Regions from separate parts of the Homo sapiens genome. Here region 1 is linked to region 2. A link is a contact called in ENCODE Hi-C or POLR2A ChIA-PET data. All regions are on one chromosome and are shown on one strand. Each heading gives the region's core, a stretch centred on a gene start or an enhancer-like site at or near the end of the contact. The rest is flanking DNA. Distances are from core to core; before and after follow the strand shown. Region 1 holds the start of RAC3 (Rac family small GTPase 3). Region 2 overlaps P4HB (prolyl 4-hydroxylase subunit beta).

Evidence for each region. A loop is a pair of places that touch in the nucleus more often than their neighbours do. ChIA-PET counts read pairs that join two places held with the same protein, here RNA polymerase II (POLR2A). Pooled maps may share reads with other maps.
Region 1: POLR2A ChIA-PET joins it to region 2 with 10 read pairs in activated CD4-positive, alpha-beta T cell. The contact joins the promoter of RAC3 here to the enhancer-like site in region 2. A Hi-C loop is called at or near these places in 2 of 168 maps with a recorded cell type or tissue (both naive thymus-derived CD4-positive, alpha-beta T cell), 14 of 37 single-sample maps with no recorded cell type and 13 of 50 pooled maps. POLR2A ChIA-PET finds 5 or more read pairs at or near these places in 6 of 52 experiments (B cell, H1, HEK293 and 3 more).

What each region holds. Positions count from the first base shown.
Region 1 is chr17:82,025,548-82,032,927 of GRCh38, forward strand. It overlaps RAC3 (Rac family small GTPase 3), which reads left to right and starts at 6,131. Exons shown (of 6, transcript NM_005052.3): 1 at 6,131-6,249; 2 at 6,840-6,911; 3 at 7,164-7,281. The coding sequence starts at 6,215. LRRC45 (leucine rich repeat containing 45) reads left to right here. Exons shown (of 17, transcript NM_144999.4): 6 at 1,352-1,464; 7 at 1,839-1,897; 8 at 2,127-2,204; 9 at 2,464-2,599; 10 at 2,687-2,764; 11 at 2,850-2,961; 12 at 3,066-3,136; 13 at 3,546-3,638; 14 at 3,996-4,088; 15 at 4,518-4,691; 16 at 4,772-4,919; 17 at 5,062-5,604. The coding sequence ends at 5,258. RefSeq lists an enhancer at 4,226-4,749 and silencers at 5,347-5,636, 5,657-5,766, 6,127-6,206, 6,407-6,566.
Region 2 is chr17:81,836,774-81,844,327 of GRCh38, forward strand. It overlaps P4HB (prolyl 4-hydroxylase subunit beta), which reads right to left. Exons shown (of 11, transcript NM_000918.4): 11 at 6,393-7,319. The coding sequence ends at 7,239. Among named protein-coding and RNA genes, the nearest start is that of PPP1R27, 5.5 kb to the left of the region's middle. Within about 2 kb of position 4,703, at least 10 of the 41 ENCODE cell types and tissues checked have a DNase peak (open chromatin) inside an H3K27ac peak, as active enhancers do.

The sequences.
Region 1 (7,380 bases), core at 4,881-7,380, 190 kb after region 2:
ACAGAGGCCTGTCCACCGAGGGCGGGGTGCCGGGCTCAGGACGGGAACTGATGAGGAGAGCAGCCTGAGAGCCCAGGGGAAGCAGGAAGGAGCGGAGGGGTCGTGGGGCACCTGTTTGGCACTTGAATGGCGTTCGCCACACATGGGCACTGTCCGAGGCGCCCTGTGTACTTGCTGAGTTCTTAGGACCTGTGCAGTGGAGGGTGCCCGTTTCACAGCTGGGGAAGCTGAGGCCGTGTGGCTCACAGTCCTGGCCTTGGTGGCTTTGCTGATGCTTCGGGTGGCCCAGGTCTTGGCCTTGGCCAGGAAGGCTCCCTGGTCACCCTGAGTCTGTGGCCCTGCATGTGAGTCAGGTGAGGTGGGGCCCCCTGGCTTGTGCTGGCCTCCACACATTCCCTCCCACCAGCGACCCCGAATCCTTGCAGCTGATGTCTCAGCCTCAGGCCCCAGTGCCCCAGACTCAGCTGGGGACTTTGCCAGGCCCCCCGTACTCCCTAATCCGCGCACAGCGGCAGCCTCTTCCAGCCCCTGTGCTGAGGGCTCATCCCTCCTGCTGGTTCTGCCTGGCCTCTGACTCCAGCTGCGCCGTCCCTGGCTTCGCCTCGGCACTGCCCTGGTTGTTGTCATCCCTCCTGACCTCTGCCCCCTCGCCACATGCTACCCAGATCTTTCCAGAACTGAGCTGGGCACAGCATTTGCCTCAGCATTGTGCAGTGCCCCTTGACCTTTGGGATGGTGGCCAGATGCCCCAGGATGGCCCTTGCCTTTTGCGGTGGAGCAGCTCCCACCACCTCTGCCCCACATGTGCACGCGCTCCCCAACACCAGGCGGCTCTTGCTCACAGCCCGAACCCCACAAAGCACTTCCACCCCCATGCACTGAGGGGGCACCCCTGACTTGCCGGGTGAGACGCTGCCCCACACGGCATAGATTCCCAAGCAGCCAGCCGCTGGGTGCAGGGCTGGTGGCCACCAGCTACTCCTGAGGCTAAGCAGCCCCGGGGTGACACAGCTCCTTTGTGTGTGTGTGTGTGTGTGTGTGTGTGTGTGTGTGACTGAGTTTCACTCAGTCACCCAGGCTGGAGTGCAGTGGCGCAATCTCGGCTCACTGCAACCTCCACCTCCCGGTTCAAGCGATTTTCCTGCCTCAGCCTCCCGAGTACCTGGGATTACAGGTGTGCGCTACCATGCCCAGCTACTTTTTTGTATTTTTAGTACAGATGGGGTTTCACCATGTTGGCCAGGCTGGTCTCGAACCCCTGACCTCAGGTGATCCACCCACCTCGACCTCCCAAAGTGCTGGGATTCCAGGCATGAGCCCCTGTGCCCAGCTGACACAGCTCCTTCTGCAGAGCAAGCCATGGGCCACAGCCAGGACCGGCTCACCACCTTCCAGGAGAACCAAGCCCGCACTCACGTCCTCAGCAAGGAGGTCCAGCACCTCCGGGAGGAGAAGTCCAAGCAGGTGAGGATGGCGCCTTCACTGACCTTGGAGCTGCTTATGGCTGGAGGGCCTGGCCACGTCCTTCCTCCCTCAGCCCCGTGGTCTGCCCATCTTCCCTTCCTCGGGGCCCTGGAGCCTCTCTGAGTGGCTGGTACCAGGAAGGAGGGGCGGCCTCCTGGTCTGATCTGCAGGTGGACTTCCTTGGGGAGCTGGCGTCTGAGCCCTGAGGCCTCGCTCTGCAGGGGCCACCCTTCCTGTGAAGGAGACAGGGCACCGTGGGTGGAACCCTCCGCTGCCTTGCCACATTGGTGGGCGCTGGCTCTCCTTCCCCCTGAGAAGGTCAGGTGGACAGGCTGCAGGTGCCCTGACAGGGCTGCGGCTGTCTCTGTCCCCAGTTCCTCGACTTGATGGAGACTATTGATAAGCAGCGAGAAGAGATGGCCAAGAGCAGCAGGTGAGCGGGCCCAGGGCAGGGGCAGGGTGAGGCTTCAGGGATCAGGTCCTGGCTCAGACTCAGATGGGACCAACCTGAGCCCACGAGTGAGGCCACGAGGAGGTCGCTGGAGGCTCAGTGCCCAGGCGACCATAGATGCTTAAGGAACAGCAGCAGCTACCGAGGCCAGAGGGGTATGGGAGCGCTCTGGGGTTTGGGTTACTCTCTGCACCCTCCTCTCTGCCCACAGGGCGTCGGCAGCCCGTGTAGGGCAGCTTCAGGAAGCCCTGAATGAGAGGCACTCCATCATCAACGCTCTCAAGGCCAAGTAAGTGGGGGGTGGCCTCAGGATACTTCAGAGACGTGCCCACAGGGCAGAGAAAGGTGGTGTGAACCTGTGTGCAAGTCCTGTTTGCAAAGCAGAGGTGGGAAATGGTGAGGCTGGGGCAGTAACCCAGAAGCCTTCCTGGAGGAGGCGGGTGCTGGCTGGGGTTGACTAGGTGCCCAGCAACAGTGAAAGCAGCGAGGCCTTTATAAGGCAAGTGAAACTCCAACCGGGGCGGGGGTGCTGCCCCTCCTTTCTGCAGGCTGCAGATGACAGAGGCCGCCCTGGCTCTGTCGGAGCAGAAGGCCCAGGACCTGGGGGAGCTCCTGGCCACAGCGGAGCAGGAGCAGCTGAGCCTGTCACAGAGGCAGGCCAAGGAGCTCAAGCTGGAGCAGCAGGTGGGTGGGCAGGGCTTGAGAGGGGTGGGCCAAGGGGTGCGTGGCGGCTTCGTGACCCTCACTACCCATACCCCGTTCCCCTCCCAGGAAGCTGCAGAGCGGGAGTCTAAACTCCTCAGAGACTTGTCTGCTGCCAATGAAAAGAACCTGCTTCTGCAAAACCAGGTAGCTGTGGTGGATGGAGCCAGGGAGCCCAGGGTGGGCGCGGCAGGGCTGGGCTGCAGCTTCCCTCCCTGGTGCCGGCTTTCAGGTAGACGAGTTGGAGCGGAAGTTCAGGTGTCAGCAGGAGCAGCTGTTCCAGACCAGGCAGGAGATGACCAGCATGTCAGCTGAGCTGAAGATGCGGGCCATCCAGGCCGAGGGTGGGCACGGGCAGGCCTGCTGTGGAGGGGCCTGGGGATGGGCACCGGGGGACGGGGGCCCCCAGGGGATGCTCACGCATACTCTGCCCACCCTGGGCTTCCAGAGCGCCTGGACATGGAGAAGAGAAGATGCAGACAGAGCCTGGAGGACTCCGAAAGCCTGCGCATCAAGGAGGTGCCCTCTTCGTTGGCCTCTAATGCGCCTCAGTCTCTGGTCTTGGTGTCACGCAGGTGTCCCCAAAGCACACACCTGGTGGGAGCTTCCCTTGCCAACCTTGGGTCACTGGGTGGCCGTATTTTGCCAGCCTGAGCGGATGTCAGACCCAGAACCTCCTATTGGGGGCGGCGGGGGGACCCCGGCAATGTCTGAGCCGTAGTACAGGCTGCCGTTGAAGAGACACCAAGGCCCACTCGTTCAGGGTGTGCATGCTGCGGTAGTTTCCTGCTAGGCCATCTGAGGCAGTGCTTTCTCAGAATGAACAAGGTTCTCAAGAGACACCTGCCTTTCAGGGTGGGGAGTCCGTGAGGAGAAGGTAGGGAGGCCCGCTCTCCACTCTGGCCCCACAATCCCTGCCCCTGAGCAGGTGGAGCATATGACCCGTCACCTGGAGGAGAGTGAGAAGGCCATGCAGGAGCGGGTGCAGAGGCTGGAGGCGGCGCGGCTGTCCCTGGAGGAGGTGAGTGCCCACCAGGCAGGGCCAAGCTCTGCCTTAGTCCTGGGCTGAACAAGGCAGGGGCCCCTGGTGTTCGCCGCCTCAGGACCAGAGACCTCTTCCTGTTCCCAGAGGCTCATAGGCCCCACCTTGGGGACCCACCCACCAGTGTGCCCAAGAAGCTAAAGGGACTTAGGTGGCATTCGGACTTCCTTGGCCTTAGGAACCTTGCCCAGCGAGCTAGGTGGCAGAGCAGCTGCGTGGCCCTCAGGAGGCTGGCAGAGAGGAGCCCCCCTGGCTGGGGTTGGCTGGATGGGCCAGAGAGAGAAGGGCCCTGGGCCAGGGACAGGAGAACGGGCTGGCAGGTGGCCATCTGTGCAGGAGCTGAGCCGAGTGAAAGCAGCGGCACTCAGCGAGCGTGGCCAGGCTGAGGAGGAGCTGATCAAGGCCAAGAGCCAGGCCCGCCTGGAGGAGGTGAGCCACACATGTCCGCCACCCTCCGGGGGAGCCAGGCTGCCCGGCATTGCGGCCCGCATGCAGACTCCAGAGCTTCGGTCTGAGTGGGGAGGCGGGAGTGTGGTGTTGAGGTCAGATGAGCACACCCTGGACACTGGTGGGTCCGCTTCAGCCTTGGATCAGGGCCTGAGACGGTGGAGAGGTTTGGCCCATCTCTGCAGCCTGTGACTACACGCATGGATGGATGGGAGGGGTGGTGTGACCGAAGAGGGAGGAGGAGAGCCCAGAGGGCATCTGGAGGAGGTGGCTGCCAGGGGAGCGGGTTCAGAGTCATAGTAACTAGAGCAGCCAGTCCTGCAGAGAGGTGGGGTCGTGCCCGTGCAGACATTCCCTCAGCTGAGCTCAGGCTGAGCCCCTCATGCTTCGTGGCGGCCCCTGTGCTCACAGCAACAGCGCCTGGCTCACCTGGAGGACAAGCTGAGACTGCTGGCGCAGGCACGGGACGAGGCGCAGGGCGCTTGCCTACAGCAGAAGCAGGTGGTGGCCGAGGCCCAGACCCGGGTCAGCCAGCTGGGCCTGCAAGTTGAGGGCCTGCGGCGGCGCCTGGAAGAGCTGCAGCAGGTAGGCGGGGCTCCGGTGGGGGGCCCCGGGCGTGCTAGCCCCCAACCCTCGCCTCACTCCCCAGCCTTCGTGCCTGGCAGGAGCTGAGCCTCAAGGACCAGGAAAGGGTGGCCGAGGTGAGCAGGGTGCGCGTGGAGCTGCAGGAGCAGAACGGCCGGCTGCAGGCGGAGCTGGCGGCTCAGGAGGCGCTGAGGGAGAAGGCGGCGGCCCTGGAGCGCCAGCTGAAAGGTGAGCCAGACCCTTGTCCTCCCGCCGCCCACTGGTGGGACGTGAGGCCAGCCAGAGAGCGGGGCTGGCCAGGTCTCCCGTGCTGAGGCCGTGCCACGGTGCGCTGGGGCTGCGTCCGCTCACTGCGCTCCTTGCCCTGCAGTGATGGCGAGCGACCACCGAGAGGCGCTGCTGGACAGGGAGAGCGAGAACGCGTCTCTCCGGGAGAAGCTGCGGCTCCGGGAGGCGGAGATCGCCCGCATCCGGGACGAGGAGGCCCAGAGGGCGAGCTTCCTGCAGAACGCCGTCCTGGCTTACGTGCAGGCGTCCCCCGTGAGGACCCTGAGCCCCCCAAAGTGAGACAGGCCGGGAGGACCCGGGCGCAGTAGGAGTGCATCAGGCGGCGCCCGAGATGGACCAGGGGCTGCGTCCCGCCCGCGCCGCCTCTTTGAGACCCGGGTCGTCTGTTCCACGCGGCGGTTGCGGCGACTGTTGGTGGTGTCGCGGCTGCGGGGGAACCCCGTGGGAGGCGCCTGGGAAGGGCTCCCTACCGGCCCCTTCTTCCCGGTCGACGCCACGTGGGAGCACACCGGGAAGGGGTCCCGCGGGCGCGTCTCCCCCTCGCCTTTTGCGATGTCACCGTGAACGCTGCGGCCGCCTGCGCGCGGCGGGGTTTGGAAATACAGCGCGTTTGCACTTTGTGATACATTCTGGCCCCGCCTCTCCCTCCAAACGCGCGACCGTCCGTGCCTCTCCAAACGCGCGGCCCTCTGCCCCCAGCCCTGCAGGGAGGGCCTGCCGGGGTGCGGCTGTTCGCCCCTCCTCGCCGCTGCCTTGAAGGGACGGGAGGGCCGCGGGGGCTGTCCGTCTGGGGGTTCGGGCGGCTGCAGACCCCGGAGTTCCCAGCTGGCTCCCGGCGGCAGGGGGCGGGTCCCCGAGAAAGCGCAGCGCGCGGAGCCCTCCCCGCCGGGTCCAGGTCGCTGGGCTCTCTCCGGCCTGCGCTGCGCCCCGAGGGACCCGTAGGAGACCCCCGGGCCGGGGTCGCGCTGGAGGCGGGGGCGCCGCAGCTCGCGCAGCTCTGCCCGGGTTCGGGCGGCCCCGCCCCGCCAGCCGCGCGGCCGGGCGCCCCCCGCCCGCCCCCGCCCCCGCCCCCCGCCCCCCGCCGGCCGCGCTCGGCTGTCTCCGCGCCCGGCGCTCGGCGGCGCTCGGCTGTCTCCGGCCGATCGCTCGGCGCTCGGGTCCGCGGCCGCTGCGGCGCCGGGCATTTCTCCGCAGCTCGGCTCGCGGCCGCGCCCGCCGCCGCCCGGCCCGCGCCCATGCAGGCCATCAAGTGCGTGGTGGTCGGCGACGGGTGAGTGCGCGGCCCGGAGGCCGCTTGGCTGGGCTGGGCGGGAGGGGGGCTCGGGGGCTCGGGGCGCAGCCGGGGCGGGGCGGGGGTGGCGCCCGGGTCCTCGCGAGGCGGCCCCGCCGTACCCCGCCCGAGCCGCGTGCGCCCCGGGGTCGAGGAGGGCGGGGTGGGGCGGGGCGGGGTCCGCGGGCCTCCAGCTCGGGCCCACCTGATGCTGCCCGGCTCCCGCTTGGGCTGGCTGCGGGCGAGGCGGGGCCGCCGCCCTGTCCTCCCAGTGGGTGGGGCCAGGCCTCTCACCTGGGCTGAACCCTCAGCCGGCCCCACCCTCTCCTGCCGCCACCCTCGGAGTCGGGGCCTCTGCCTGGGGCCCCAGTGTGGGGCGCCCTGCGCCCTTATTCACCACCCCAGCCCCCGGAGCCCGGCCTGCCCAGGTCGTCCTCCAGCCTTAGGTCGCCACGGATCTGGTGGGCTGGGTCCCCCTCTCGACCCCAGACGCCCCTAACTCGCCTCTGGCTCCGGGAGAGGGGGCTGCCCTTGCTGGGCAGAGGGTCCGAGGCCGGGCCCGGGAGCCACGTGGCTTGCCCTGTCCGCAGCGCCGTGGGGAAGACATGCTTGCTGATCAGCTACACGACCAACGCCTTCCCCGGAGAGTACATCCCCACCGTGTGAGTGTGGGGGCTTCCCGGGAGAGCACAGGCCCTCCGTGTGAGTGTGGCATGGGGGGGACACGGGCAGGGTCTCCTCTGGGCTTCCACGTCGGCTCAGGTGGCCCTGTCTCTGGGCTTCCCGGCTGGAGCTGAGGTGCTGGCCAGAGTTCTAGTTCTGTGCAGACTTGTGAACCCCAAGACACAGGCCAGCAGGGCTGGGGGTTTCTGGGACCCCTCCCAAGCCCTGACCCTGCCCTCACTGCTCTGCAGTTTTGACAACTACTCTGCCAACGTGATGGTGGACGGGAAACCAGTCAACTTGGGGCTGTGGGACACAGCGGGTCAGGAGGACTACGATCGGCTGCGGCCACTCTCCTACCCCCAAACTGTACGTAACAATGGGGCCAGCCCCGGGAGCTGGGGGGGTCCCTGAGATCCGCACAAGGGAGGGAGCAGGGCCCTGGGGAGCCCCTGACCACTCCACCAG
Region 2 (7,554 bases), core at 3,453-5,952:
AGGCAGGTGGATCACCTGAGGTCAGGTGTTCGAGACCAGCCTGACCAACAAGGTGAAACCCCTTCTCTACTAAAAAATACAAAAATTAGGCCGGGCACGGTGGCTCATGCCTGTAATCCCAGCACTTTGAGAAGCCGAGGCGGGTGGATCACGAGGTCAGGAGATTGAGACCATCCTGGCTAACACAGTGAAACCCCGTCTCTACTAAAAATACAAAAAAAAAAAAAAAAAATTAGCCGGGCGTGGTGGCGGGCGCCTGTAGTCCCAGCTACTCAGGAGGCTGAAGCAGGAGAATGGCGTGAACCCGGGAGGTGGAGCTTGCAGTGAGCCGAGATCGTGCCACTGCACTCCAGCCTGGGTGACAGAGCAAGACTCCATCTCAAAAAAAAAGGCCAAGCGCGTTGGCTTACGCCTGTAATCCCAACACTTTGGGAGGCCAAGGCAGGTGGATCACGAGGTCAGGAGATCGAGACCATCTGGCTAACACGGTGAAACCCCATCTCTACTAAAAAATACAAAAAATTTTCTGGGCATGGTGGCAGGCGCCTATAGTCCCAGCTACTTGGGAGGCTGAGGCAGGAGAATGGCGTGAACCTGGGAGGCAGAGCTTGCAGTGAGCCAAGATCGCGCCACTGCACTCCAGCCTGGGCGACAGAGCGAGACTCTGTCTCGGGAAAAAAAAATACAAAAATTAGCTGGGTGTGGTGGCAGGCGCCTCTAGTCCCAGCTACTCGGGAGGCTGAGGCAGGAGAATTGCTTGAACCCAGGAGGTGGAGGTTGCAGTGAACTGACATCACACCACTGCACTACAGCCTGGGGATGGAGCAAGACTCCGTCTCAAAAAAAAAAAAAAAAAAAAGACGGTCCGTCCCAGAGCTCTGGAGGCTGAAATCTGGGATCCGGGTTTCAGCAGGGCAGGTTCCTCCTGAGGCTCTGAGGAGCGTCTGTCGCAAGCCTCTCCCCAGCTTCTGGTGCCGCCAGCAATCCTGGTGTCCTTGGCCCTAGCAGCATCGCCACGATCTCGGCCTTCATCTCCATGGTGTTCTCCCAGCCTTTGTCACTGTTCACATCACCCCCTTGTATAAGGACACCAGTTATAGTTGGGTATTGCCTCATCTTAACCAGTGACATCTGCAAGCATCCTGTTTCCAAACAACGGTCACATTCTGAGGTCTTGAGGGCTAGGACTTCAACGTTAATTAAGGAGACACATGAGTCAACCCATAATGCTGGTAAAACCCTGCAGGTGGTCACTAAAGGCCTGAATGAGGACAGAACCAAGACTGGCCAGCAGCTCTTTGCAGGGGCAGAGGAGAGCTGGGCCACCAACAGCCTCGCATCATTAGGCTGATCTGCATCCAACGAAATCAAATCAGCAAACATATTAGACACCTCTAGGTGCAAAGCCTTGGCCAAATGCTATGGGAGGGCTGGGCACAGTGGCTCATGCCTGTAATCCCAGCACTTTGGGAAGCCAAGGCTGGAGGGTCAGTTGAAGCGAGGGGTTTAAGCAGCCTGGGCAACATAGTGAGACTCCTTTGCTTTAAAAAAATTTAAAACTGGCCGGGTGCAGTGGCTCACACCTGTAATCCCAGCACTTTGGGAGGCCGAGGAGGGTGGATCACGTGAGGCCAGGAGTTCGAGATCAGTCTGGACAACATGGAGAAACCCCCCGTCTCTGCTAAAAATACAAAAATTAGCCGGATGTGGCGGCGTGCGCCTGTAATCCCAGCTACTCAGGAGGCTGAGGCAGTAGAATCTCTTGAACCCGGGAGGCGGAGGTTGCAGTGAGCCAAGATCGCGCGACTGCACTCCAGCCTGGGCGACAGAGCAAGACTCCATCTTAAAAATAATAATAATAAAAAATTTAAAAAATAAAATAAAAAGAGTAAAAGGAAAAATGCTGCTGGAGAAGCGGCGCTGACGGAGGGTCCCTGCCTGGCGAAATTTCCTGGACCTGCGTTGGTACCCAGGTGCACCCCCTGTCCCCTCCCCTGCCCCCTGGGCCCCTCGCCTCGGGTACACCACCTCTCCAGTCACACACTGGAGTGGCCCTGGAGCCTCTAGCCAGGCCCGGGCCTGCAGACACCCTGAGGGGGGTCGGCTCCCAGCGTGGCTGCATTTCTAGGGACTCAGGGAAAGGTATGGACAGTTGGAATTCCAGGTCACTTGGGAGGAGCCAGGCCGTTTTTTCTGGCTTGTTTACGTGAAGCCTGGAGACGAAACGTTGTACACTGGAGACAGGCTCTCCTCTGATGTGAAGATTGCCTTTTCTCATGTTGTGGAAAGTTCTGTCTGCCCTCCCCCCTCAGAGGATCAGATGAAAGCACGCTGGATGAAGCTGCCACCAACAGTGTGACGAGAAGGAACGCCCTTTCCAGGAGTGACCGGGCCTCAGGCTAGAGACGCGGTGGGGGCAAGACCACCCGGTGAGCCTGTTTGGCGACCCCAAGCAAGCCCCTGTGTCCCTCCTGCTGGAGGTGAGCTGGGAGCGTGCAGAGCTTTTGGCTTTGGGGTTTCTATCTGGATCACCCGAGGGACTGGTGCCTGAAGCCTCGCCAGTCACAACAGATTTCCTTGAAAGGTATTTATGTGCCTTCTATTCTAATAAGGATGTGGGAACCGTGTGTTCTACGCCATGATAGACACTCCCTGGAGCTCCTCACCCTTGAAACGTTCCATCAGAAGCCGGCCGTCAGCAGTCGTGCCTGCTCCACCGTGGGCGAAGCGTGCTGTTCATGCAGCGTGACGTCAGAGCCAAACCTGTCTTCATGGAGTTTTGTCCCTGATTCTTCTTGGTCCATATGAACTTGCAAATTGACCTAGTTTGCATGACTCTAAGTTTCTGCCTTCTGGAGGACGAACTAGAACATCTGATGCACAAGGTTTACCATCACACTTTTTTTATTTTTTTTTGAGACGGAGTCTCGCTCCGTCGCCCAGGCTGGACTGCAGTGGTGCGATCTGGGCTCACGGCAAGCTTCGCCTCCCGGGTTCACGCCATTCTCCCGCCTCAGCCTCCGGGGTAGCTGGGACTACAGGCGCCCGCCACCACGTCCAGCTAATTTTTTGTATTTTTAGTAGAGACGGGGTTTCACTGTGTTAGCCAGGATGGTCTCTATCTCCTGACCCCGTGATCCGCCCGCGTCGGCCTCCCAGAGTGCTGGGATTACAGGCGTGAGCCACCGCGCCCGGCCTACCGTCCAACTTTTAGAAGTCCAGTGAGGCCTGGCTGGGCTCAGAAGCTCACGCCTGTAATCCCAGCACTTTGGGAGGCCAAGGTAGAAGGATCACTTGAAGCCAGGAGTTGAAGACCAGCCTGGGCAACATAGGGAGACCCCCTTCCCTTCAAAAAATTTAAAAATTAGCCAGGCATGGTACTGGGTGCCTATGGTCCCAGCTACTTAGAATGCTGAGGTGCAAAAGATTGCTTGAGCCCAGGAGTTTGAGGCTGCAGTGAGCTACAGTCACACCACTGCACCCCAGCCTGGGCAACAGAGCAAGACCCTGTCTCAAAAAAAAAAAAATGTCCAGTGAATGCAACCAGCAGTGCTCTGCAAAAGCACCCGGGAGACCCTGTTAGTAAAGTCAGCTGAGGCCAGGCGCAGTGGCTCACGCCTGTAATCCCAGTACTCTGGGAGGCCAAGGTGGGTGGATCACCCGAGATCAGGAGTTCGAGACCAGCCTGGCCAACATGGTGAAACCCCATCTCTACTGAAAATACAAAGATTAGCCGGGCATGGTGGTGCATGCTTGTAATCGCAGCTACTCAGGAGGCTGAGGCAGGAGAATCACCTGAGCCCAGGAGGCAGAGGTTGCAGGGAGCTGAGATCGCAGCGCTGACTCCAGCCTGGGCAACAGAGTGAGACTATGTCTCAAAAAAAAAAAAGGAAAAGTCAGCGCAGGTCGCACTGCAGTCTGGCAGGAGGGCCAGCCTAGGGCCAGAAGGGCCCTTCCCTCCCTGAGGTCAGAGGCCCCCCGGGGTGTGGTACATAGACCCAGCAATCACTGTTTTAGGCTCCAGGCCGGTGGCTTCCTGGCACCTGGAGAGACAGAGGGTTGGGAAGTCCCAGGCTGCTAAGCCCTAACCACCTCCTCCCAGAGCCTTCAAAGTCTCCCCACTAATCCAGCAGCCCAGTCAGAGAGGTTTTGGACACTGCCCCACCACCTCCCAGCCACAGCCGAGCCCAGGAATGTGCTCATCAGCTGCCTCTGCAAAACGGGAAAGGTATCAGTGACTCCCTCCCCTTTCCAGAGCACATGACACCAGTGCTGCGGGCAGCTGTGCCATGTCCCAACGTTCTCTCCAGAGGGCCGGCTCCCCGCACAGCTGGTCCACAGGGTCACTGCACCCCATCCCACGGCCAGGGAGCACAGGCACAAATACAGCCCACCCCTTTAGCTGTGACTCAGGACAGCCTCCCTCAGAGACCCTGCAAGGAGCCACAGCCCTCGGGCCTCTGCCCACATCCTCCCACGGCACCTCCAGATGCCGTTGCCCACTTTTCCGTGAGTACGCGGCTCACTGTGTCGCAGGACCCAGGCATGGCACACAAACCCTGCTGAGGCCCTGGAGCTGAACTAGCCAGAAACCAGCCCCAGCACGGGCTGTCTCCAAGACCCACAGAGCTGGGGGCCGGGGCAGACGGCAGCACCCAGACTGCCGAGCTGGTGTGAGCCGTGTGGGGCCAAGGACATGTGGGCAAACCGGGCTGGCTGGTGCTGGCGACGTGTTGACACAGGTCCTCGCGGCATGCTGGCCGGATACTCCACAGCCTGGAGCAGAGGCAGGAGGAGCCGGAGCGGCCGAGTTTGTGAGGGCCTGTGGGGCCGGCAAGGGAGGTAGCGGGGAGAACGGGAGAACCGCACCCCCGGCGAGGCCTGGTCTGGCTTGAGAGCCGTCTCTGGCTCCAGCAGCTGCAGCCAGCCCGCAAGCTCGGGAACTGGGAGGACACCCGGGAATCTCGGCAGTGCGGAAGCTCCTACTCTAGGAAGCACATCAGGATGTGAAGTTGGCGGGGCTCACAGAGTCACAGGCAGGGCTCCTCAAGGCAGCCTGGTGAGGGTCGTTTGTTCCATCCGAACTTCTGAGGGCCGAGCAGCCTCCCTAGAGCTGCAGCTCCACCCCCACTCCCACCTGCCACCTGCACCCTTGGGCTCCTTCCTCCTGCCTCACCGCCCTCTGAGACCACCATGAGCCCTGCTGGATCCTCAGGGCCTCTGCCGTTGCCCTCAGGGGGACCCACAGACACCACAGAGCTCCTGTTGCCTCCCCTGCAGAAAAGCAGCAAATCCAGGCTCAGCAGAGCCATCGCCCAGCCCTGCACACAGGCCGCGGCTTGCCGTCTGCAGAAAAATTGACTTTCAGCCGGGCGCGGTGGCTCACGCCTATAATCCCAGCACTTTGGGAGGCCGACGCGGGCAAATCACGAGGTCAGCCAGCAGATCCTGGCTAACACAGTGAAACCCCATCTCTACTAAAAGTACAAAAAATTAGCCGGGCGTGGTGGCGGATGTCTGTAATCCCAGCTACTCAGGAGGCTCAGGCAGGAGAATCACTTGAACCCGGGAGGCGGAGGTTGCAGTGAGCCAAGACAGCACCATTGCACTCCAGCCTGGGCCACAGAGCAAGACTCCGTCTCAAAAAAAATCGAGTGTATGTGTTTTTTCTGCATGTGAAGCACAGGAGTGCTGAGGTTAAGCCAAATTACAACTTAAAGACCAGGAGATCCTTATTTTTAGAGACAGCTCTGTCACCCAGCTGGAGTGCAGTGGCGCGATCTCCGCTCACTGCAGTGTTGACCTCCTGGGATCAAGTGATCCTCCTGCCTCAGCCTCCCGAGTAGCTGGGACTGTAGGTGCAAACCATGCCCAGCTAATTTCTAATTTTTCCTAGAGACGGGGTCTCCCCGTGTTGCCCCAGCACTGGGATTCCAGGCGCGCGTCCCTGCGCCCAGCCCTGCCCTTTATCGTGTGAAGGGTTAGTGATAAGCAGGGCCCCCTGTTCCTCTCACCCATCCTTGAAGCCTGAGTCCACCTGATTTCTCGTCACTCCACGGCGGGGATGGGAGGGAATGACCAGGAGTCTGAGCATCACATGGGGCTGGGTGGCTCCACCCGTGTCCACATCCAGGGTCCAGAATCACAGAAGCCCCATCAGAGTCCAGGTAAAGCAGCCTACAGGCAGGGAAGGCATCCTCCCCGGGAATCGCAAGCCTGCACAGCTCTGCTGGGGAGACTGGGGCCTGTTTCTGCATCTGCACCTCGTCCCAGGGGCGAGGCCTCTCAGCACCAGTAACCCCACTAAGGCCTGGCAGATGGCCTTGGCGTCCGCATTCCAGCCCAGCTCTCCGGGCTTGGTGAGATCATAAACCCGAGGCAAGGACAGGTGGTAAAATTTCAACTTTATTTGGCCAATGTGTTCAATTCGATTGTGAAATAGAAATGCCTGAAGAACTGTCAGCGTCTGATTCAGCTCCAGCATCCTTGGCCACCTCCCCACCCGGGAGTCAAGGGTCGTGGTTCTGCCTTGAACAGGCCACAGGCCGTGCTGTAGAGAGGCCAGTGGTCACAATGAGCCCACGACAGGAGGAGGAGCCCTGGCTTGAGGGAAGGGGAAGGCCCAGGCCTGTGCCGGGCCCCAGGGCTGGCAGCCACCAGCTCCTCTTCCAGGCATGGGGGACACCCTGACAGGATCCGGAAGTCTCCATTTACCCAAAAATGCAAGAGCCATGATCAGTCATGGCGACACTGCAGGCGGTACTGAGTGACCATGTCCAGTCCGGCTCCGTCCCTCCCACACGGGGGACAAGCTTCTCCGAGGAGGCCTGGCCAAGGTGGAACAAATACCCTGATGTCGAAAAATGTCTAAAAATCCCACAGACGGAATTTTCAAAAAGAGGAGAAACCTCCCGCGGGAGGGAGGCAGCGAGACTCCGAACACGGTAGCAAGCACTCTGGACAGACTCATGTATGAAAAAGTACATCATGGTTTCAGGAAACAAGCCCCACCAGGGTGGGCTGCCTGGAGATGGATCCCTTTCCAAAAACCGAAAAGCAGAAGGAAGAGACGGGGGTGAACGGACGGTGTGTAGGGGTGAGGTGTCACTTCAGAGAGGTTCCCTGGGTTTCCGGCGACGCCCTCCTTCAAGCGAGGCCGCAGGCTTCGGAGGCGTGCGCTGCTGCTGGGTGTGCAGCCCCCGAGGGGTCTCGGCAGCGCCCGGGTCTGGCTTTGCGTATTACAGTTCATCTTTCACAGCTTTCTGATCATCGTCTTCCTCCATGTCTGGCTCCTCTGCTTCTTCCAGGTCCTCGAGATCCTGGGATACAGGAAAAGGGGCGGGGCGGGCAGGTTGGCTGCAACAGCTGAGGCTGCCGGCCCCCAGCACCCCACACTGCTCACACCGGGGACTAGCCGGCCACGGCGGACATGGCCACCGGCCACTGGAGCAGCCAACCCTGGTCTTTACGAGCTACACAGGGGTCTTCCCAGGAAGAGTGACGCCTGGGGGATTTCTGCCTATAGCAGGATGAATCAGAGCCCCCACTGTGTCA